Regions from separate parts of the Homo sapiens genome. Here regions 1, 3 and 4 are each linked to region 2. Evidence: chromatin contacts called from ENCODE Hi-C or POLR2A ChIA-PET data. All regions are on one chromosome and are shown on one strand. Each heading gives the region's core, a stretch centred on a gene start or an enhancer-like site at or near the end of the contact. The rest is flanking DNA. Distances are from core to core; before and after follow the strand shown.

Evidence for each region. A loop is a pair of places that touch in the nucleus more often than their neighbours do. ChIA-PET counts read pairs that join two places held with the same protein, here RNA polymerase II (POLR2A). Pooled maps may share reads with other maps.
Region 1: a map of naive thymus-derived CD4-positive, alpha-beta T cell shows a loop between it and region 2 (10-fold over the local background). The contact joins the enhancer-like site here to the promoter of CWC15 in region 2. A Hi-C loop is called at or near these places in 1 of 168 maps with a recorded cell type or tissue (naive thymus-derived CD4-positive, alpha-beta T cell) and 6 of 50 pooled maps. POLR2A ChIA-PET finds 5 or more read pairs at or near these places in 1 of 52 experiments (naive thymus-derived CD4-positive, alpha-beta T cell).
Region 3: a loop to region 2 is called in a pooled map, with 4 times the contacts of the local background. The contact joins the promoter of MAML2 here to the promoter of CWC15 in region 2. A Hi-C loop is called at or near these places in 6 of 50 pooled maps.
Region 4: a map of CD8-positive, alpha-beta T cell shows a loop between it and region 2 (6-fold over the local background). The contact joins the promoter of SLC36A4 here to the promoter of CWC15 in region 2. A Hi-C loop is called at or near these places in 3 of 168 maps with a recorded cell type or tissue (CD8-positive, alpha-beta T cell and naive thymus-derived CD4-positive, alpha-beta T cell), 1 of 37 single-sample maps with no recorded cell type and 11 of 50 pooled maps.

What each region holds. Positions count from the first base shown.
Region 1 is chr11:96,010,698-96,014,778 of GRCh38, forward strand. The region is part of intron 2 of MAML2 (mastermind like transcriptional coactivator 2); the gene reads right to left. Among named protein-coding and RNA genes, the nearest start is that of MTMR2, 89 kb to the left of the region's middle. RefSeq lists an enhancer at 1,340-1,943. Within about 2 kb of position 1,519, at least 17 of the 41 ENCODE cell types and tissues checked have a DNase peak (open chromatin) inside an H3K27ac peak, as active enhancers do.
Region 2 is chr11:94,971,529-94,975,546 of GRCh38, forward strand. CWC15 (CWC15 spliceosome associated protein) reads right to left here and starts at 2,028. Exons shown (of 7, transcript NM_016403.4): 1 at 1,970-2,028; 2 at 527-665. The coding sequence starts at 657. KDM4D (lysine demethylase 4D) reads left to right here and starts at 2,181. Exons shown (of 3, transcript NM_018039.3): 1 at 2,181-2,540. RefSeq lists enhancers at 1,305-2,080, 1,795-1,964, 2,285-2,434.
Region 3 is chr11:96,340,825-96,344,549 of GRCh38, forward strand. MAML2 (mastermind like transcriptional coactivator 2) reads right to left here and starts at 2,371. Exons shown (of 5, transcript NM_032427.4): 1 at 559-2,371. The coding sequence starts at 1,071. MIR1260B (microRNA 1260b) reads left to right here and starts at 614; the gene lies at 614-702. RefSeq lists silencers at 988-1,247, 2,365-2,554.
Region 4 is chr11:93,195,801-93,199,831 of GRCh38, forward strand. It overlaps SLC36A4 (solute carrier family 36 member 4), which reads right to left and starts at 2,191. Exons shown (of 11, transcript NM_152313.4): 1 at 1,978-2,191. The coding sequence starts at 2,032. RefSeq lists a silencer at 1,953-2,332.

The DNA of each region.
Region 1 (4,081 bases), core at 269-2,768, 1.0 Mb after region 2:
GACACATCAAAAAACTATAGCAGATTGCATTTGTTAGAAAGAGAGAGAAAGAGAGACAGAGAAATATTTTTGCCTGGGGATAGTAAGCATAATCTGAGAATATCACTAACAGTTTTAGTTGTTCTATATTAGTACTTTCATATAAGTATATATTTTAAAAGTAATTTCATGATGATGCAATTATGTTTAGAAGAAATTCAGAGTTTTATAAGGTCACTTTAATCCAGAAAAATATTCTTTAAAGTTTAAAAATACTGTTTTTTTCCTCCTTTAAAATGTTCCATTGATATTTTATTGCAGTAAAATATTCAAAAATGGTTATGCTTACTATTTCTCATCAGTCAGAATGGCTCTTATTAAAAAGTCAAAATATAATACATGTTGATGAGGTTGCAGAGAAAAGGGAATGCTTATGCACTGCTGGTGGGAATTGTAGTTCAGCCACTGTGGAAAGCAGTTTGGAGATTTCTCAAGGAACTAAAAATAGAACTACCATTTGACCCAGCAATTCTATTACTGAGTATCTACCTTAAAGGAAAATAAGTCATTCTACCAAAAAGCCACCTGCACTTATATGTTCATTGCAACACTGTTTACAAAAGCAAAGACATGGAACCAACCAAGGTATCTACCAATGTTGAATTAGTAAGAAAATATGGTACATATACACCATGAAATACTACATAGCCATAAAAAAGAATTAAATCACGTCCTTTTGTAGCAACATGGATGCAGCTGGAGGCCATTCTTGTAAGTGAATGAACACAGAAAGAAAAACCAAATACCATATGTTCTCACTTATAAGTGAGAGCTAAACATTGAGTACACATGGACATAAAGCTGGGAACAACAGACACTGGGGACTCCAAAAGGGGGAGGGTGGGAGAGAGGCTGGGGCAGACAAAGTACCCATTGGGTACTATGTTCACTATTTGGGTGACGGGATCAATAGAAGCCCAAACCTCATCATCATGCAATATAACCATGGAGCAAATCTGCACATGTACCCCTTGAATCTAAAAACAAGCAAACAAAAAAATGGTTATATAAAAGTCTGCAAGCTGTAATCAATGACAGAATAAATGGAATTTTTTTTCTTAGCCTTTAGGAAAATGCCAAGACATATTCCCACCTCTCACATGAGTTGGTGGTTTAAGAATTTGGTTTGCAAAACACAATTTAATATTTTATTTATAGAAGTCAAGAGAAATGGTAACAATTTAAAATTTTGATTCTTGAATATCTGTGCTTGTTAAAAAGAAAAGGTGTGTGGGTGTGTTGAAGGGTTTTTATTCCATTACTACCATAAAATCTACTTTTATTTACGTCTTTTAGAATCAAACTTTTAAAACATTTGCTAAAATTTCATAAATCTCATATGCCAAAATTCAGCTGAGCCAAACTCTTAGTTACCTGTTCTCCGTTTTTGAGCTGCAGTAGCATTTGGTAAACAGAATGCCCAGAACCTCCTCTGAAAGCACCACTAGCAGGCACTGTGAGAGCATTTTCATTCAAGTTCATTCGACTTGGGCAAAAAGAGAACAGCGGCTTACATCAACTGAGGATCAGTGAACACAATCTCATAGCAACAGACACCAAAACAGTCCCTCATTACAAGCCTTGTCCAACAATCAAGTCTTTAACGAGAACAAAGGTTGACAGTGATTAATCATTAAGCGGTTCCCTGTTCCTTGCTGCACGTGTTCACAGCAGCCTCCTACAGAGGCAGTCTGGCATATTTCCTGTCTCTGTGCTCCACTGTGCCATGTCTGAAGGGACGCCCAGGCAGCCTTCTCACTATTTTAATTTCAAATGCTACAAACATCTACAGAGTCTCTATGTGCACATGTCTTGACTTTTATTCTGAGCCTGGCAGACTCTGAATGGATATAGGGAGTATGAACATAATAAGCCGTTAACTCCACATCTGCTTACTAGATTATGTTCAAAGACAGTATAAGAAATTGATTAAACACTGTTTTCTAGAATAAACCTTTGAAATCTGTTTGTTTCCTTAAGCAACACAATGATAAGTTGCTATAATTTAGTTGTGCAGTGAACAGAAGATACCTTCACTACTGTTTCTACATAAAAATAGCTTCTGTGTTGTCAAAGCACCATGCTTTGACAAGCAACAAAAACATTTTCAGAAACCTCTTTCAAATAATTCTGTTTCACAAGGCAACAGAATTATAAAGTCAACTAATGCTGCCACCATTTTATTCAATGTTCCCTTTTCCTGTGTCTTTTTTATGACCTGTCTGGGCATTATCTATCTTAGTTGGTCATGCAATAGCATATGTATTCACCTTAACAGACTAACTTGGAGGGTTTTTATTTTCTCTCTTTCAACATGTACATTTCACTGATGACCATGTTGCCTGTAAACTGCTAGGAGCTCAGGTGAAAAGAGAGAGTTATGAGATACAGATTTCTGAGAGGTGAGGGGCAAGGGTTAATTGAAATTTTTAAAATGATCAAGGGAAGTAGGTTATGTATCAACAAACATATTGTTTTTCCAATAACAAATGTCACATTTAAGAACAACAAAATGAGATAACCCTAAGCATTCTTTGTATCTATTCACTTCTCTCTTCAAAGTAATCAGAATTAAGTAATGTGAGGTCTCCAGTAGCTCATGTAGTAGATTATAACTAGTCCATCTACAATATAAAAGCTAAAGTATAAAATCCAACCACAAAGTGATACAGGACTGCTAGGAAGGGAAGAGTGTGGTCCCTTTAAATGACATGGAATGGGGGAAGCAAAGTACTGGGTAGAGAAAGGCAGGTCCCTGGCAAGGGCTCCACTCCAACGACCTAGGTGAGGACAGGCACTTCCTGCCCAAATGTTGCATTTCCCAAGACCACCTGGGCCTGCCACAACCCCATCCTGGGCCTATAAAAACCCCAGACCCTAGCAGTAGACACAAAGGCAGCCAGACGTCGAGAGGAGCACACTGGCAGAGGAGCACACGCACAAGCACTGGCGCCTGCAGGCCGTCAGCAGGACACTGGCGGGACGAGGTGGGGCTGTTGGAGGAGAGCCAGGGCCACCGAGCAGCCCACCTCCAGGGAAAGAGCATCTTCCTTCTGGTTCCTCCATCTGCTGAGAGCTACTTCCACTAAATAAAACTTTGCATTCTTTCTTCAAGCCCACGTGTGATCTGATTCTTCCTGTACACCAAGGCAGGAACCCAGGATACAGAAAGCCCTCTGTCCTTGTGATAAGGAAGGGGATCTAATTGAGCTGGTTAACACAAGCCACCTATAGACAGCAAACTAAGAGAGCACGCTGTAACACATGCCCACTGGGGCTTCAGGAGCCGTAAACATTCACCCCTAGACATGGCCGTGGGGTCGCAGCCCCACAGCCTGCCTGTATGTATGCTCCCTTAGAGGTTTGATCAGCGGGGCACTGATGAAGCGAGCCACTTCCCCATCTCACACCCTGCGAGGGGGACAAGGGAATCTTTCTTGTCTCAAAAGTATAAAATATGCAATTCTCCCAGTATACTCAGCATTTTAGTATACAGCTGCAGTTTCTTTAAACTGAGTATATTCACTGAGGAATGGGAAATGACAATGCCACTCTACGAACAAAAAGACTACCTTATTATTGGTAACTAGGCTCTCCACAGGGATCCTTGCGACAGGGATGACACAGTGGTTGTTGACTCACATTAATATCAAAGCAGCCTGAGAGGAAACCACATTCAGAAAATGAACTTAACCACAGCCTCCTGGAATCAACATTTAAAACTAACATCGGTGAACTCTGAACTGAGAAGGAAAACAGTGATGAATTGTAGAGAGAAAGCTTTCAGGTTTTCAGGTGGTCTCAAACTACATTCTTACAAACCAACCAATTGATTATTTTGACTCAATTCAACTTGTAGTAAAAAACTCTAACTGGTTCTGTGTTATCTCTGCAGTTAGGGTACGTCAACTTCACCTCACACAAACATACTTTTAAAACAATATTTGACTTGAACTGGTCTGCTTATCCTCTTTCTCTAATTTGAAGCTCCACTTGTAACATTTGGGGGCTTATGTCAAAGTCTTAGAACAAAGACTTAAAT
Region 2 (4,018 bases), core at 778-3,277:
CACACACACACACACACAGAGACTGTAGTAATGGAAGACAATTCAGGAATGAGACTTTGTCCTTCAAGCAGAAAAAAGGGAAGTAGACAAGATCATAATTTAATCTGAAGGTTACTAACAGCCACTCTTGTGATGTTCCCAATATTTCAAGAAGTCCAAATTCAATCACATATTTTCCTATAATAAGGCTTTACAGTGATTAAAATGTCTTTAATTTTTATTAGGATTATATCAACTCAGAACTTAACAGTAATACTTTTAATATACTGACTGGTGCTCATAGTGCATACTCTGAGGCATTATTATTTCTATTATTTATTGTTCTATCTACATATGAAAATTCCTGGTTAGTAGGAATTTCACATTTTAAAATCACAGCAGAATTTTAGTGTTAAACATCCTATTGCATTCTATTCCTATGAAAATAGATAAGTGACATAACTCAAACATACTACTATATCATGACCATGCCATTTAACAGATCTGGTCTTGTTTTGTGAACAATAAAAAAAGAAAGTCTTACTACCTGTATTTTATCTTTGTATGAGAGGGTAGGTCTCTGCTTGAATACTGCTTTGAAAGTTGGCTCAAATCACCTTCTCCTTTTCCCCTTCCACCTCTGGCAGGTTCAAAGGTTGGCCTGGCTGCTGTTGTCATCTTTTATGCTTTGAAGAAAAATATAATCAAGTTATTTCCAACATTACAAACACTCATTTTATAGAGTATTAATCAATATCCATACTGGTAAAATAAGTTCTAAAACTCATTCCCCAAAACCTGCTTAATCTTCTTAAACAAAAGTTTTCAAGAAAACAAATTATGAGGCTTAGGCTGTACAAGGAATATGGCTTCTCAGGCTTGCCTTAGTACAAAAAATTCTGTCATGAAGATCTGAGTTTGCATCCCTATTCTCCTTCTGACTATATGGGCTTGAGCAAGTCACCTGGCTTAACTTTGTCATCTGTGGAATGGAGATATTCCTCATAGATTATAAGAATTATGACACTTGACATGTCAAAACCCTAGTAAAATACAGTACTGCCATGACTGAGTTTTAAAAATTTCCAACTCAACCTTACTCTACCAGACTCTGTAAGGTTTGCATTTTATCTAAACTTCACACAATAGCAAATAGGCTAGTAGAAACAAAAGCTAAAAACAAACAAAAAATATCACTGACAAAGTTACTAAATGTCCCAGAGAAAAGTGTGTTAAACTTCAATGACAGTTACACAGAAAAAAATTCTTAAACAACCGTTTGTTGAGCCAATTTTCTCCTACAACAGGCATCATACTATAAATTAGATCGTTTGTGGGTTATAATTTAAGGCCTGTTCAAAAAAAACAGGAACCTCACCCCCAGAGGATTCTGATGCCAAAAATCAGGGACTCATTCCTCAAGTTACTTTCTGCTTGGAGCAGTCACAAGAATACTGTGCAGCAGATGCAGTCACTAAAACCCTGTTAGTGTCGGAAAAGCAAGTGTGTGGGGAGGGTGGGCGAATTGGGAGGATTTTTTGGGGGGGGGGCGATGCTAATTCTCTCAACTTTCAAAAAGGGTAGAGACATGTATACAAAGAAGAAAACAGGGTTATCTGGCGCTGGGGGCGCCGCCCCTTCCCACACACCCACGGAATTATCACTCCGGCCTCCCGTGAGCTAGTCTTTGGCTATAACCAGAAACTCGCTGCCTCTTCACCCGTGCCCAGCACTGCAGGGGTGCGAAGGGTAGTGAAGGGAGGACCTGGGGTTCGCTTTACGCAGTAGGCGAGCTGCCTGTACGCTGCGATCTCCTCGGCGGGCCCAAGAGCTCCAGACGCGCCTGACAGGCACTCGGTTCCGCCCCTAGCCCGCTGCTCCAGGGCCTCCACCGCCCGCGCTCTGCACTCTGCCGCCGACTCCGACCCCAACTGCCCTTTCCCGTCCCATCGCGATAAGAAAGATAATCTCCTATCCTCTTGCCGCTCACACTGGCCGAGGTCCGATGCAGCAGGCTCCGAAGATCATACAGACGCCATTACCACTCTTGGCTCCCAGAAACCTCTGCGCCCAGAGCTAGCGCCTACGACCCGGAAGCAAAATCCAAGCGCTTCGGGGGCGGAAGCAACGACCAATCCGCAGTGGCCGAAGTGGAAGTCGGCGTAACGGCACTAAGGGGCGGGGCCGAAGCGGCCCAGGGGGCGGGCGTTTGAAATCAGTGCCTTAGAGTAGACCCTAAACCTCATTTTATACCTTCAAGAACCAATTACTTAATGTCTCTTCCGTCTTTTCCGTCCCCGACCCCCTCCCAGACTCCTTCATTCCGGTACTGCGTGGACGGAAAGCCCCGGGTAGCCGACACCACGTCCCCGGCTAGCGGGAGAGAGCGTGGAAAAGGATTACACCAAACTGTTTAAATCCAACGACTCCTGCTTCCATCCTTTCTCCTGAGCTAGAACCAACAAACCTAGAGAGTTGGGCTTCGGAAAAACTAGTGTTTTCATTTAATTGGATATGAAGAAAGAACAAATATGTACGGGGCAACCACGATCTTTACAAAGGTACCATTCCTGCAAAAATATTAACACTTCAAAGCAAAGGTTGTATTCGTAATGTTTGCTAAAATTTCTTATTTAAAAAACGTTAGTTTTAGTGGGAGGGGAGATGTCAGTATTTACGAGAGCGTTTACAATGGTGGGCCCAACTACCAGGAGCACAAGATGTAATTATTAAGATGGCTACTTAAGTGTTAAGTTTTAATAAGACAACGAAAAGTAGAAAACCCGAAAACCAAAAACCTACCAGTCGTCTCTCCTCCCTTCCATAAAAACAAATTCTGAGAATAGAGATCTTGGTTGTTTAGCTCATCTTGGTATCTCATCACATAGACCTTGACGTATAGTAGCTGCTCAATTAATATTTGTTAAACAAATGAAAATTCAACTTCCCCAACTTAGTTTAAAATGTAAGGAACTCACAAAATTGAATATTTAAATGCTTTCTTACCCCTAAATTCTTTGCAACTTTTTAATGAAGAAAGAAAAGCAGAAAAAGCCCTTTCAGTCATAGAGTTCAAGATGAAAATCCTGATTTTTCTTACCGAAGGTATCCCTCCTCCAGTCTTAACAAGTCTCACTAAAAGACGCGATCATCATGCTAGTTACTCAAACCAAAATCCCGGAGTGCCTACTTAAATTCCTTTTCATTCACTCTTCACATACGGTTCATTTACAGGTCTTAACAATTCTACTTTTAAAACTCACCCGCAATTTTATTCTACTGCCACTACCCTTGCCTTTGCCAACACCATCTCCTACCTGGATTGTAATTGCTTCCTATTATATCTTCCTGCGTCATCTTTTATCCTACAGTCAGTGTTGCATATAGCCAAGAGAGTGATCTTTTAAAATTAATAAAATGGTGTTACTATCCTGTGTACAATTTCACTGCACTTAGAATAAAAATCACATTTCTTAATGTGACCTGAGACCCCACGGAGTCTGGTTCCTGCCTACCTTCCAGACTTCACTTCCAATCAGTCACTCGCTTACGCACTAAGCTCTAGACACAGCCAAGTGGGCATTTCTGTTTTATAAAACAGGGCAAGATTCCTTCTATTTTAGGGCCTTTGCACTAGCTTTTCTCTGTTGCCTGTGCCCCAAAGTAACTGTATCACCATCCTTCATGTCTCAGGTATCACAGTGAGGTTTTCCTACCCCCACCCCTCCAACACTTGTGTTTGTACACCATCACATCACCCTGTTTCATTTTTCATACCACTAAACATTACCAGAGTCTATTCTATTCATTTTTTATTTCCATGTCTCTCAGGAGACAGCATGCGAAGGTCATTAAGAGAAAAGGATCTTCAGCCTGCCCATTTTTGTTCTAAATTCCAGTTCTGCCCTTTCCTAGCTCTATAACCTTAGGCAAGTCATTTTCCCTTTCTGTGCTTTCAGTTTCCTCACGTGTAAAATGGGCGTAATTCTAGTCCCTAACTTGTAATACTACTCTAAGGATTAAGTGAATTAATACTTGT
Region 3 (3,725 bases), core at 1,121-3,620, 1.4 Mb after region 2:
AATTTTGTTTTTGACTGAGGGGACATTCGGGGAATTTGCTATTTGTTACAGCTTACCATTTATGTTCTCTTAAGCGAAGAAGAAGGGGGTCACTTCAAAAGGGAGAGGGGAAATGGGGCAAGGAGAAAAAGGCTTTAATAAAGGCCAGCTGGGCTGATAAATGCTTTGGGGCTGAAAAATGGCTTGGGGGCCTAATCAGAGCTGGCTGGCCAAAGCTGGAGGATCCATGAGATAGAACCTTCCTCAGTGGCTCAGATCTTGCCAGCTGGTAGCCTCTTCTTTTATAAGATGTGGACCCCAGAGAGCCTCTGGAAAACTCAGGCTTCTTATCAGTTAAGGAATATCCTATAAGCGAAGGAAAACCCAGGAGTGAGCACCAACAGAACATGATGAGTAGGCGCATGAAACCACCCGAACACACCCAATGGCCTTTAAGGTAGTCAGGTGACATCTTGGCCTTTTTCATTGCCATCCACTCTACCTTAGGCCAAAGCAAACTCTACCCTCACAAAAGGTCACAGGACCACAGCCAGAACCATGAGAAAGCCAGGTGCTTACCGCAATCAGGGCTGAGTTCCTCTGGTCCCCTGGGGTTGAAGCGGGCGGCTGCTGCTCTCCGTTTATCCCACCACTGCCACCATTATTGCTACTGTTCAGCAGGTGCTGCTGGTGGTGATGGTGATAGTCTGGTGGGGGCGGTGGGGCTGCTGTTGCTGCTGCTTGGGAGGCCGCAGGAGGGGCAGCAGGGGGCGGTGGAGGGGCTGTAGTGGTGGCAGCAGTGGCGGTGGCCTTGGTGTGTTTGCCAGCTTTCCTTGCCCCCTGGCCATGCTGTACAAGGCTCAGGAGCTGCAAGGTGCTTTCTCTTTCCCGGTCTGAGCTCTCGGCCCTACCTCGTTCATATCGTCCTTCACAGCTCAGGTGGTGTTGGCGGCAGACAGCGATCCGAGCCCGGAGGCGCTCCACGATAGCACTGTGCACTCTCGGGGTGACTGAGCCCCCTCCAAGGAGCCCCGCCCCAGAGGCCCCCCCTAGCCCTCCTGCGGGGGCCTGCGGGGGCGCTGTGTCCCCCATCTTACCGGACACAATGATTGCTGCCTCTGGGATGGTGAGGTGGAAAGAGGCTACTGCTGGCTATTGCAGGCAAGTCTGTTTTTGACAATGTGAGCTCAGTGTTCAGGGCCACATGAATAGAGGTCTTCAGAGGTTGTGGGGGAGCCGTGGAGAAGTTGTGGGGGAGGGGAGTTAGTAAAAAGAGGGTGGGGAGAAAGAATAGAAACCAACTGGGGGGAGGATAAGTTGGAAACAAACCCTGATTAACTTACTCTAATTGCATTTGACAGCTCTGGAGAAGTTGGACAGAGTTGGTGGATTTTTTTTCCTCCACCAAGCTGACAAGAGCCACTAGGTACTTTGTAAACACACGATCTGGGGGTTAGATCAAGAATTCAGGGATTGTCCAGCAAGAGACAGAAACACACAGCAAAAGGTATTGAGAGAGGTATTAATAGAGAGGACTCCCCCTCACCTAGTTGTTTCCGACAATTCTTTATGGGGATGTTTCTGCAGAGAAACACATTTCTACCATGTCTATGTAACCAGCAGCCTTGACTTTTCCTCAGGTTAAATAAAAAACCAAAACAAAACAAAACAGTGCTGTTTCAGAAGATGTTTAAGTCACTGTTCAAAATGTGCAAAAATCAAGGGAGACTGTCTTTTGGCTTTTAATTTTTCCTCCCTTTCCTTTCGCTCCGGTGTTTTCTCCTCTTTGGGGTACTGTAGGATGTTGTCTTCTCCCAAAAGAGGGAGACAGCTTTTCAACTGTTAACAATGTCAGTAATTGGACTTTTGGACCATGCTTTTTTCTTCAGCTAATCCAATCACCGGTAAAATCCTCACTCCCTCTAAGGTTTCCTAGCCTTAAATGAAAAGCAATCTTAAGTCGCTAGCCACTGAGAGAGATCCTTCAACACATTTTTTTCTTTCCCGCTTACGTTTCTATTCCTCACCCCCGGCTCTATTCTAATACAGTATCAAGAGAGACAAACTCTTCCGAGAGTAATTTACAAACGATGGTCAAACTTACAAACTTCCAGCAAATTGCACCGAGTCATGTCCAGCCACTTTTCTGTCCACTTTTGTACATTCCATCCCCGGCCAGTGGATCTGAGGGTCTGGACTCGCAATAAGCAATCTGGTTCTATCTCCTGTATTTGCTCCGCTTTATAGATGGAAAAAAAAAGTAGCTTGTATTTTCCTTTCTCTTTCTCGTCTGTTGTTAGCCGCTTTGCTGACACTGGCTCGCGCCCGGAGTCACGGCGATACACAGGCTTTCATTGTGCTCCGATAGGAGAGGGAGAGAAAGAGAGAGAGTGAGACAGAGAAGGAGAAAGAGAGAGCCAGCAAGCTGCAGATGGGGGTGGGGGGGCGGGGAGAGGGCGGGAGAGCTCGTTCGAGGCTCCCTGGTGGAAGGCTGGTGCCACTGCGCGAGTGAGTAATCGCAGCCAGGCACCGGGGAAAGGGGAACGCAGAGGGCCTCCCAGTGGCTGAAGAGGTAAATCCCAAGCCCTGCGCATCTCAGCTGCCCTGGCTCAGCTCAGCATCAGACTCGGTTAAGCGGGGAAGGCTGGGGAAATTCCCCAACCTCTACACAACCATTTCACCAGCTCTAAATGTTTAAGAAATTCCGGGCCAGGAATGTGTTTTCCCTTTCAGCCCTACATTACGCCCCGCTGAGGATATCATTTTCATTTTTCAGTATATTGTAAATGACACCACTGAGCAACCTAGCACGAGCTGTGTGAGCACCGAGGAAATGTTCATTAATAGAATAAGGAAGATATGAATGTGTGTGTTGAGGGCGGAAGGGGTTGCGCGTGGAGAGGAGAGGTAATCACATTGTTAGCTCCTAAAGGGCAGGCAGGTGTAGCGTTTGTCTACCTGCCTGCCCATTTGTGTGTCTCTGGATAAGTGAGTCTGGGTGATCACAGGCAAATCAGTTGGGATAAATAAAATATTTTATGAGAATGATACAATTATCGATACCAGTTCTAGAAAAAAACGCTTTTTTTTTGGGAATGCATGATTGCCTATGAAAAACCAAATATAAGACCTGAAGTATCCTTAGCTACCTGGTGCACATATACAATGAGGAAAGTCAATGTGTAGCAGCTGAGTTTCAAAAAGTTTTTTTTTTTTTTTTCTTTTAATGGAGTCTTGTTATGTTGCCCAGGCTGGAGTTGAACTCCTGGGCTCAAGTGATCCTCCCACTTGAGCCTCCTGAGTAGCTGGAACTACAGGTACTCACCACTACTGCACCTGGCTCTGAGTTTCAAGAAGTTTAATAATAGAAACCAAATAGATCTCACACAGATCATTGTTCCCCCATTTTCAAGTGATCCAACCTTTAAAATATCCAATCCTGGCCAGGCACAGTGGCTCACGCCTGTAATCCCAGCACTTTGGGAGGCCAAGGCAGGTGTATTACCTGAGTTCAAGAGTTCAAGACCAGCCTGGCCAATATGGTGAAACCCCGTCTCTGCTAAAACTACAAAAATTAGCTGAGCATGGTGTCATACGCCTGTAATCCCAGCTACTCGGGAGGCTGAGACAGGATAATTGCTGGAACCCAGGAGGCGGAGGTCGCAGTGAGCTAAGATCACGCCACTGCGCTCCAACCTGGGCAACAGGGTGAGTCTCTGTCTCCAAAAAAAAAAAAAAAACTTATT
Region 4 (4,031 bases), core at 941-3,440, 1.8 Mb before region 2:
CTTACCTCTTCCAGGTCTTTACTCAAATTGTACCTTTTCAATAAGGCCCATCCCAACCATTTTATAAAATACTGTAAACTGCCTAGCCCCCACCCTCATTCCTGATTTCCCTTACCCTGCTCTTGTTTTCCATAGCACTTTTCACCTAACATACTATATAATTAACTGGTTATTGTCTTTACTGCTTACTCTCTGCTTCCCATTACTAAATACAAGCTCCATTAAGAACAGGAATTTTTATCTGTTTTGCTCACGATGTATCTCAAGTGCCTAGGGGAAGCTCAATGAATATGTGTTGAATTAATGAAAATATAAAACTTAAAAAAACTGAAATAATTTGAAACTTTTTTTCAGTTAAAGAAAATGTACATGCTGAACATCTTTCCACATCACTTTTAATGGTAGGCAATGTAAAACTATACCACAATTTAACCAATTTCCTTTCATTGTACTTTAGTTAACAGCTTTTCTCTATATACTATAATGAAAACCTCTTGATATAAGTATGGGTTACATTACTTATTTCCTCGGGAAATATTCTGAAGGAGAATTGCTGGGTCAAACGATAAGCACTTTTTTTTTTTGAGACAGAGTCTCGCTCTGTTGCCCAGGCTGGAGTGCAGTGGCACGATCTCGGCTCACGGCAAGCTCCGCCTCCCGGGTTCACGCCATTCTCCTGCCTCAGCCACCCGAGTAGCTGGGACTACAGGCGCCCGCCACCACGCCCGGCTAATTTTTTGTGTTTTTAGTAGAGACGGGGTTTCACCGTGTTAGCCAGGATGGTCTCCATCTCCTGACCTTGTGATGATCCGGCCGCCTCAGCCTCCCAAAGTGCTGGGATTACAGGCGTGAGCCACCGCGCCAGGCCGATATGTACATTTTTAAGGCTAAATATATTATCCCTTTCCTGCCAGCAATGCATGAGAATACCCATTTCTCCATATCCTCACTAAGACAGGTTATTAATGAATGAAACCTGAGTTCACATTTGGGTTCTGCCATTAATAAGCTTAAAATTACTGTATCTATAAAATGGAAATCATGATAGCACCTATCTCAGTTGCTGTGAGGATTAAAGACAATGCATAGGTAAAGCACTTAGCACAGTGTTTGCACACAGTAAGCACGCAATAAAATGTTAAGTTTATTGTTTCTACCATTATTACGGCCTGAAAACAATTCCATTGCAAAGTGCCCTGCAGGCTATTAGAGGAATAACAACAACCTATCAGTTACTTATAATACGGTATTTTTTAAAGTTCAACGGTTTTCTTGAAGATTCCATTTAGATTTAATTTTTTAATTACATTTAATCAGCATCGAATGAAAAATACTCCCAAGTACAGTACGTATAACTGGGAGAGCGATCATTTTACCACCCTGATCCTTACTTTTTTATTTTGGACAGCGGGAAACCGTAAACAAACACGCCCTGTCGCCAAGAAACAAGATGGGAGGAAAGCAGCAAAAAACAAACAAACTTTGCCAAGTGAGCAAGCTACAGGTATCTCCTGTTCATTCTGGTCAGCACGACCTGTTCGAAACTCTGGGATAACAAGGAGTAAAATGAGGATTCATCTGGAGATTCCGAATGGGGCTGCAGCATTTGAAAAGCAGAACAATGATAACTTCCTTAAAGCATCATTGGGAAAAAAACCGTGAGTCACGGCGCAGGCTCTTGCGTCTTTGACGTGTACCCACAGGGCCCCGCCCCACTCAACACACACACTCACCCACACGCGCGCGCGCAAACACACACACACATATTTTAACGCCCTATTCAGGCCTGGGCTTCGTCTGACCAAGTTCTCGGGGTCAGATAACCGGTTCCTTTGCGGATGCTGACCACGGGGTCAGTTAGCAATCGGGCCTCAACTCAGGCCAAGCGCGGGGCCCCTGGAGGTGTGGGCGCACCCGACTCCCGCACAGACCCCCGCCCACGTCAGCCCCGGCTCCCTGCCCACGCACAACACCGACCTAGCTCCTCGCGCCTCGCCGCCCCGGCAGCCGCCGGCGTCGCCGCCGCTTCCATCTCTCGCGGGTCTCCAGGACGCCGCCGCCCGAGTGCTCACTCTCCCGCCGCTGCGTGGCCGGCGTCAGGCCCAGGCCTACCTCCCCTGCCCGGAGGGACCCGCGCCTGGTGCCCGCCTCCCTGCCCCGGCGCTCCCCAACCGCGCGGCGAGGAGCATGCGCAGTGGGACAGCCCGGCTCGGCGGGCACCGCCGGCGAGGGGCGGGAGGGGCCGAAGACCCGAGGACTGCTGCGAGGCCGGGTTGGGTAACCCGAGAGGAGGGTTGGGTAACCTGAGATCAGCGAGGGTGGGACCTTAGAGCTAGCCGAGACCCGGGCCCATAGCTCCCTGGGGGTTTTAAAGATGACGGCGAACTTAAATTTGGGGCGCCTGTCCGTATGCAAGGCGTTAGCGTTCTGTAAGTCACCTTGGAGAATGCGAAGAAGGACGGGATTTGTCCCCTACCCATGCTGAGGTTCTGACTACTCTGGTTATTCGTCTCCCTGTTTCTATAGTTAGAGTTACAGGAGACACTTAAATAGAATTTAATTAAGTCATATACAATTTCACTTTCAGGATATTTCAATGTCCTTCCAGATATTTGACGTTGACCGTGGTGCTGAAAGAAAATTAAGGTAAAGACTAAGTGTACTGATGTAGTTTCAAGTACTCCTAAGCACCATACATACATTATCTTTAATTCTGACTACAATTTGTGAGATAATTCTAATATTTACATTAACGCTAAAGATGAAGGGATTAAGGCACGGAGGTAAGTAACGTGTCTGGGGACAGGAAGCTTGTACATGGCAGAAGTAGAATCCTTCTGCCTTCAGAGCTGGAGCTCTCGAAAAATATGCAAAGCTGGCCTCCCAGATGGGTACCAATGAATATTCGATGAATCAATGGATGAAGCAAGCTTTTGGTTTAAAAGGAAAATATTTATTTTAATTTTAAAATCGCTTTCTTTTTTTTTTCACTTCATAGTTCTTGGAAGTCAGTACACCAGACAATCCTTTTTATTTGTGTCCGTTTCATTCAGTGGGGTTGCTTTAGGAAAGGGTTTTTTTGGGGGGGAGTGGGTCTGATTAACAGTCACTGATGTAACTATATGGCAATGGTGTTAAATATTTAAAATTCTGAGATTAAAAAGGTACGCAGTTACATACTATCTACATCTTTCCTCCTGTTGCATCCTCTGTAGGCTTTCACTAGATAACTAGTGATAATGACAGTTTGCCAACCCCCTTTCTTTTCCTTTAAGTGAACCCAATTTGTTCACATACATACACATGCAAATCCCAAAAGAAGGTTTTATTTGAAGTGTTCCTGACAAATAAAGGGGTAAAGGAGATTTTTTTTAAAAAAGAAGAAGAAGAAGAAATCTATTCTGGAACATAGCTAGAGCAATGTTCCCTAACCTGTGTTGGGGTGGATCACCTGGTTAAAGATCAGCAGGAGAGAAGATAGGCATCAGACAGAAATTATAGGACCAAGGTAATTTTCCATAAACCACTCATTATAATGAGAACATGTGGGACAGCATCTTAAAAGAACATTATCCTTTGAGAGTTAAAAGGGATCAAAAGTCATTGTCCCCTAATCTCAGCTTCAGGGAAAGCAGATCTGGCAATATGGAAGGAAGAAAAGTTTGACTTGTAGTATAGGCCTGAAATCTTTTGAAGAGGGTTGGGCTGAGGTAGGAGGCCCAATGTCTTTACAGTGATGTGGAGATAAAGCAAGTGATAACAATGATCATAAGATTCAAGAGAAATATGTTTTTCATGCATCTCTACTTGAGAACATATTTACTAGGACTTCTACTCCAGGTCTTATAAATTAGAAGCAGATATAAAGTACAGCTGTATCAAAATAGAGACATTATACAGAATGTGACAATTTGAACCCTGGAAATTCATTTCTTTTCCTGACTTTAACTTCTTGCATCACATCTTAACTACTTCCTTCTTTGCAACTGCAGCACTTTGTTCGTATCTCTGTTACAACACTTCTCCACTTA